Linked DNA regions of Homo sapiens: region 1 is linked to region 2. A link is a contact called in ENCODE Hi-C data. All regions are on one chromosome and are shown on one strand. The core of a region is the stretch at or near the end of the contact, and the rest is flanking DNA. Distances in the headings are between cores, read along the strand shown. Region 1 overlaps ASTN2 (astrotactin 2). Region 2 has its middle 8.5 kb from the start of TEX48.

The links. A loop is a pair of places that touch in the nucleus more often than their neighbours do. Pooled maps may share reads with other maps.
Region 1: a map with no recorded cell type shows a loop between it and region 2 (4-fold over the local background). The contact joins two enhancer-like sites. A Hi-C loop is called at or near these places in 4 of 37 single-sample maps with no recorded cell type and 3 of 50 pooled maps.

Annotation. Positions count from the first base shown.
Region 1 is chr9:116,950,133-116,953,849 of GRCh38, reverse strand. All of the region lies in intron 10 of ASTN2 (astrotactin 2), which reads left to right. Among named protein-coding and RNA genes, the nearest start is that of SNORA70C, 230 kb to the left of the region's middle. Within about 2 kb of position 1,334, at least 3 of the 41 ENCODE cell types and tissues checked have a DNase peak (open chromatin) inside an H3K27ac peak, as active enhancers do.
Region 2 is chr9:114,688,764-114,692,551 of GRCh38, reverse strand. No RefSeq gene overlaps it. Among named protein-coding and RNA genes, the nearest start is that of TEX48, 8.5 kb to the right of the region's middle. RefSeq lists a silencer at 1,258-1,307 and an enhancer at 781-1,980. Within about 2 kb of position 1,396, at least 5 of the 41 ENCODE cell types and tissues checked have a DNase peak (open chromatin) inside an H3K27ac peak, as active enhancers do.

The DNA of each region.
Region 1 (3,717 bases), core at 85-2,584, 2.3 Mb before region 2:
TGCCACTAATGAGCTAAATGACCTTGGACAAGTCTCTTATCTGCTCTAAGTTTCAGTTTTTCTATCCAAGAATGTGAGCAACTAACCTGATCACACTGTTGAGGCTTTAAACCATCAAGGATCAAGTGTTGAGCACATAGTGCAGGGCTTTGCACTCAGGAGATGCTCAATACAGGGAACCCATCTTTTTTGTTGTTGTTAAAAAAACAAAAAATCAAATATTCTTTAGGCAGCAGCTACCCTAGAGGACAATGAAACCTGTCAGCATTCTTGTTGGACAGCTGCCTGGTCTCTGTAATTCGGGTCCTAACCAGGAGCTAGAAAATTAACTTGGAAACTGAGGATGCAAAAATGAGTGTCTCATTCTGGGTTCCTCTGGGTCTCTCTGCCTTCCTCTGAGCAGATGCTGGGCTCCAGCAACACCTGGTACCTGCAGAACTCTCAGGAAATTGGCTTGGCTAGAATGTCTTAATAGCCTGCTCTCTAGCCAAAACAATTTGCAGTGGGAAAAGCAAGGGTTTAGAAGTCAAACAGATACAGATTCAATTGTAACTATAACACAACCTCTCTTTGTGGCTTTGGGCACCCCACTTAACCTTGTTAGGCCTCAGTTTCCTTATCAGTAAAATGTGATAATTACACCTTATTTTCAGTTAAGCCAAAGAATGATTCACTGCTGCCAAACAATCTCAGCTAATAAATGCTGTTATTTGCCTCAGTGGGTGGGGGAGTTAAAATCACAAACTGTCCTTTCCATAGCAGACATTTGCAGATCTATTGGGTCGGAGATGGAGAACTGGGAGTCTCCTCCACCCCTTCCTTTTATAATAGAGAAGCTAAGGAACAGAAATGACATGGCCTGGCCCAAGGTCGCACTGTGGGACAATAAGACGGGCCACCTGGATCCCTGTCAGAGGGTCTTTCACATTTTGTTAGGCTACATGTCAACAGCCCAGGTCAGCACAAATGTCCCTTGTTTTCAGAGTCACCGGTGGCTGAGCAGTAAGTAATTGGGCCCCTCCTCAAAGGCTGTAATCAAAGGCAGCCTTGAGCTTGGAGGCAGCTCCAACGGCGATTGCTCGGCTAGCTGAGGAAGAGGCTTGAGGCCAATATCAGCGGCCCTGGGCTCCTGACAGCAGGTGTGGATGATGAATGGGCAGCTTAACATGATGGAGCAAATTGATCATTTCATCACTGACCACAACTTATTCATTTCTGCAAAGACGGCAATTCATTACCCTGCATGTCACGCTGCCCATGTCATTGCCAGAGATAAAAGCCTGAGGCCTCACAGCCTGTGCCTCTCATCACATCTCACCTCTTCTTAAAGGGAGAGAAAGAATGCGGAAATTGAGAGCCAGATGCTCAAGGCTGCTCCAGGGCCCTTATTCTTGCCAGATCCTGGAGGCCATTTCTTCTTCACCAGGAAATGAACAGGAATGAACCCCAAGAGCTTCTAAGCCAATCAACAATAGCAAATGCATTGCATCTTTGAGGCCAGCCTTATACTCTCTGGAGCATAAGGCCGAGAAGGATTCTGTGGCTGCATGCGAGCCCAATAGGAATGAATGCCAGAATTGATTAGTCATGTCTATGGTAGGTCTAGAGTAAGTAGTCAGACATACCCCATGCATTACTATTCATAAAGTCGTGGTGGTGGTTGGGCTATTTTCTGCAACTCTCAAATCATGTCAAGTGCTCACTAGCATTAAGAATAAACTAAAAGGCAGTTACAAATACAGTAATGCAGTTATAATCAAGTAATGGAAAAGCTTACATATTATTGTGATTTTAGTCAATACAGTTGCTCTCAGCTATAGTGGCACAACCCACAGGCTTTGACCACATGAGTTATTGGGTAAGTCCCAAGAAATGTAACAACAAAAATAGTCACATTACTCAAGTTACTCTGATTTTTAGTATTTGAAACTATGGGGTTAGGTAAGTTGTCAGAAATGTAGTGCTAATAATAGTCTAATTACTCAAGTTTCAAAATATTTTGTCTTTTGGAGGGATTTTTTAAAATGCAATGGATATGACCTTAGAAGTAAAATAACATCTCCCACTTGTGTTTGGGGAATGTTACCTTGAGTGGAAGAGAGAAAAGTGAGATCATAGATAACTTGCTGGTGATTGCATGCTTACAGATCCCCTACTGATCTTAACCATGGTGCCTCCCATAGCTTCTGCCACCAAATACCAATACCACCCTCTCCTACTCATCTCTAGAGTGTGGCTTGCTTCCTATCTAAGGGAAATCTCTCTGCCTGACCCTGATCTCATGCACTTCAGTTTATTGAAGGACCTTGTTCTACTGATCATACCTTCCCTCTCCTTTATCTTTGTAGACTCTATTCACAGTCTATGCCAAAACCAAACCTAACTGACTTAACTATAAATGGGAACCAACTGTTCCACATGATTGGTGATGATGCTGTGTGAGAGATGGGCTCATACATGGCAGTATCTACAACCACAGATCTTTTTTTTTTTTTTTTTTTTTTTTTTTTTTGAGACAGAGTTTCACTCTTGTTGCCCAGGCTGGAGTGCAGTGGCGTGATCTTGGCTCACTGCAACCTCTGCCTCCCAGGTTCAAGCTGTTCTCCTGCCTCAGCCTCCCAAGTAGCTGGGATTACAGGCGTGCGCCACCATGCCAAGCTAATTTTGTATTTTTAGTAGAGACAGGGTTTCTCCATGTTGGTCAGGGTGGTCTCAAACTCCAGACCTCAGGTGATCCACCCACCTCAGCCTCCCAAAGTGCTGGGGCTACAGGCGTGAGCCATCACATATGGCCTAGTTCTCTCTATCTCTTTCTGTCTTATCTCAGTTCCCATCTCTGTCTTGACCACATTGTTTCTGTGTCTTCCATAGGTATGGGGCATGGGCACCAGGAGCTGTAGAGACACATTCTTACATCTTTAACATAAAGGAAACAGAAAGAATCTATCTTCCTCCATATGTTGTATAAAATTCCAAGGAAGGATTTGTTTTGTCCCAGCCAAGGACACTTACTGCAAAGGGGAATCAGGTGCTATGACTGGCCAGATCTGGCATGTACTATGGCCAGGAGGGAGGGTACTTACATATTAGTAACCTAATTTTCCCTATAGCCTTATGGAGTGAGAAAGAGGTAATTCTAGACATGAAAGGAAAAGAGAAGGGGGGCTGGAGGGTGTTTCCTGTTCCTACCAGAATAAGGTGGAAGGGAAGCTTGCCAAAGGAAAACTGTAACTTCCCATGACAAACTGTAACTTCCCGTGACAAACTTTAACTTCTCCTTCAGTATTTGCTATGTTCTTTCAGTATTTAAACATATCCAACCATATCTTTTATTAAAAATGAATAATAATTTGCAATAACAATAATCCTCTTAATCTTCTCCTCTAGTTATCCATTAATATATATCTCTCTCTCCCTCCCTCCCTCAGCAGCAAATTTATTAACTGACTACTTTCTTTTTGTCATTTCTGTTCCTTCATTTTCTACCCACTTCTCAGCTCACTGGAAAATTACTTCCTTTATCACAATGGTTCTTAACCTGGAACAATTTTTCCCACCTCCACCCCAAGGGACATTTAGCAATGTCTGGAAACAATGTTGGTTGCCTTGCCTGGGAGGGTACTACTGGCATCCAGTTGGTAGAGGCTATGGATGCTGCTAAACATCCTACAAGGCACAGAACAAACAATACAACAAAGAATTATTTTACCCAAAATA
Region 2 (3,788 bases), core at 147-2,646:
TCAAAAATCAATCAATCAATCAATCAATAAAATGATTCCTGCATATATTTGGGCAAGGTGGTCCCACAGATTCCTTAACCCACAGTGTCTAGATGATTTTCATTGGCAAACCCATAATTTTTCCTGTAAGTTTCCCACATCCCTGCCAAAGCCAGAAGATTTGTCTTATTTTATTGGTTTCTGAGAATGTTGATTTCACTTTTTAGGGTTTCATCAGAACAATCTTAAGAAATAATCTCCTCTGGCCAAGCGCAGCAGCTCAAGCCTATAATCCCAGCACTTTGGGAGGCTGAGGTGGGAGAATTGCTTGAGTCCCAGAGTTAGAGACCAGCCTAGGCACCATAGTGAGACTCCACCTCTACAAAAAATAGAAAAAATTAGCCCAGTGTGCTGGTGCATGCCTTTAGTTCCAGCTACCCAGGAGGCTGAGGTGGGAGGACCACTTGAGCCAGGGAAGAAGAGACTGCAGTGAGCCATAATAGTGCCACTGCACTTCAGCCTAGGCAACTGAGCAATACCCTGTCTCAAAACAAACAAAAGAAAAAAAAAATTTCTTCCATATCTCTGAAAATTAGCACACTGTCTTGAAATCAGTTATAAGGCTCAGTATAGAATCATCATGAAGAAGCTTTTGAGCTTCATGAGCACAAAAGCATAGAGAGGTGGGTGGCTACCGAAAGACAGCACAGTGTGTCATCGGGGAAGGCACAGAAGTCTTTCCAAGATACAGCACACCATGCAGTTCAAAATGTAACTTCATACATGCCAGCTCTTTTTGCCCTGAGCAAGGTGGGAATTGTGGGTGTCATTTTAAAGATGAGCAAATGAGACTCAGAGAAGGAAAGTGATTTGCCCTGCATGGGAAAGGCAGAAGTCTGAATCCAACTAGGGGTGGGTAGTATGTTTGGCCATGGACATTCCAGATGACTTGGTGACAAGAAAGCATGTGTGGAAGGAAAGGGAAGCCATATTGACTCTGAATCACATGCTGCCCTACACTGCGGCGGCTCCTTCCTCCTTCTCTTCCAAAAGGGAAGCACAAAACACAGCACCAAGAGGAATGCCCACCAAGTGCTCCTGAGAGATGACCTGCACTGTAACACTGTTCCTTGGGCCATCTATTGGGGGAGAGAGCCTTAGAAAGGGACGGGCACCACCTCTTCGGAACCTAAGCCCTTTCCAATGCTGCCCAAGAAGCCTCAGAGTGATGCTCTCTAGCTTCGCTCCACAGCAAATAATGGCACTGTGAAGTTTCACTGTAATAAAGAGATGATTCAGTGATTACTCAGAGAAACCATAGAATTTCAGAGATGCGCTCCTTAACCACAAACGTGTACAGCGATGCCAGCTTCATCTCCCTGCTGCAGCCTTCGCATTTGGGGTCAGATCTGAGTAATAAATGACATCTTAAATGACTGGTGACAGTGTTCACTCTTCCTTCCTCCCCAGCCCCACCACACTCAGAACTCAGCCACTGTGGCAAAATTTTAATACAAAGCCTTCAACAAGAGCAGTGAAACTTGTCTTCTCTCCATTTTCTCACAAGCCTCAAACTGATACTGGAAATTTTTTTCTCTGTCTCCAGTGTAATCGAAAAATATATTTTTATTAAGCAGAAATCCAAAAGTCAAGCCTATTTTTAGAATGGGAAATTACATTACAGAGGATGATTTTTTTTCCAAAAGGTTTATAAGTATCAATTATGTATGAGCCACAGAAGGGTTTTGTTTGTGACAATCACCTTGGGGCTTTGAAGAGAGCTTAGGTGCTAGGATTCTTGGAAATCAAGAATCTGAAGTAGTTTGAAAGAATAAACCAAATTTCCAGCTCAGAAACCATGGACAAGTGACGAGTTTACATCCACAATGATGCCCTCCCACAGCTTCTTAGGAGGGAAACAAAAAACCATCCCATAACTTTTAGTATATAGGTCATGGATACAATGGCTGTGATAGTTAATTGTATAAGTCAACTTGACAGGATCATGAAATGTTCAGCTATCTGGTTAAACATTATTTCTGGGTATGTCTGGAACAGATCAGCCTTTGAATCAGTGGACTAAGTAAACTGGTTTGCCCTCCTCAATGGGGGTGGGCAGCATCCAATCTGTTGGAGGCCTGAACAGAACAAAAAGGCAGAGGAAGGGAGGAGTCAACTTCTCCCTGCCTGACTGCCTTAACTTGGACATCCACCTTCACCTGCCCTCAGCACTTACAGTCCTCAGGCCTTCGGACTCAACGCGGGATTGTACACCATTGGCTTTCCAGCTTGTAGATGATAAGACATACATATAGATGGAGACAGAAAGAGAGAGAGGTCGAGAGAGAGAGACTGAAAGAGGGAGGGAGGGGAGGGAGGGGGAGGGAGAGGGAGGGAGAGAGACGGAGAGAGACAGAGAGAGACGGAGAGAGACAGAGAGAGACAGACAGAGAGAAAGAGAAACAGAGAGAGACAGAGAGACAGAGAAACAGAGAGACAGAGACAGAGAGACAGACAGACAGAGAGACAGAGACACAGACAGACAGAGACACTGAAAGAGAGAGACAGAGAGAGAGAGACACCGAGAGAGAGAGAGACACCGAGAGAGAGACACCGAGAGAGAGACACCAAGAGAGACACGGAGAGAGAGAGAAAGAGAGAGGAAAGCAGGATCCTAGTGGTTCCGTTTTTTGGAGAACCCTAACACAAGGATGTATCTCAAAAGAGGTTTTCTAAACCCCATTTATTCACATATCACTGTGACTCTATTACCTCTACTCTTATTTCCTTAATATTTTTCTTTAAACCATATTATTCTTTTACATTAAAACAAAGGTACATACCACTACCATAAATAGAAAAGATCAACACAAAAATAAACATAACAAAAACAAAACAATGAGCTTAACTTCTAGCCTGATGCCATCACCTGCCAAAGACTCAGAGCCTGCCTGCTGTTCTCTTTTTATTGTGAGGGAGGTCAGCAACTGTTTGGAGGCATTACTGAGGGGGTAGCATCCAGCTAAATTTAGGTAATTGAAAGGACTAAAAAGGGAGTCATTCCTTCATGATGTGAACCAGTGCTATAGAATGTCATGTCCATGTTTGGCCTTAAATTTCCCCACTTCTCATCAGGGGACTGGGCCCCACACTGCAGGAAAATATTTCACTAATGTCTTCACCTAGGAAATGTCCCAAGATCTCTGATTGATTAGAGCTCTTGTTCAAAAACAAAGGTGGAATGAAATAAATTCGTTCAACCATCATGGAAAAGTGTGGTGATTCCTCAAAGAACTAAAAACAGAACTACCATTCAACCCAGCAATCCCATCACTGGGTATATACCCAAAGGAACATAAATCATTCTATCATAAAGACACATGCACATCTATGTTCATTGAAGCACTATTTGCAATAGCAAAAACATGAATCAACCTAAATGTCCATCAGTGGTAGCCTGGATAAAGAAAATGTGATACATATGCATGATGAAATACTATGCAACCATAAAAAAGAATGTGATCGTGTCCTTCGCAGGAATATGGATGGAGCTGGAGATCATTATCCTTAACAAATGAATGCAGCAACAGAAAACCAAATACTGCATGCTCTCACTTATAAGTGGGAGCTAAATAATGAGTGTACATGGACATAAAGAAGGGAACAATAGACACTGGGGCCTACTTGAGTGGAGGGTGGGGAGAAGGAGAGGATCAGAAAAAATACCTATCAGGTATTATGCTTAGCACCTGGGTGATGAAATAATCTGTCCACCAAACCCCCAAGGTGTGAGTTTACCTGTATAACAA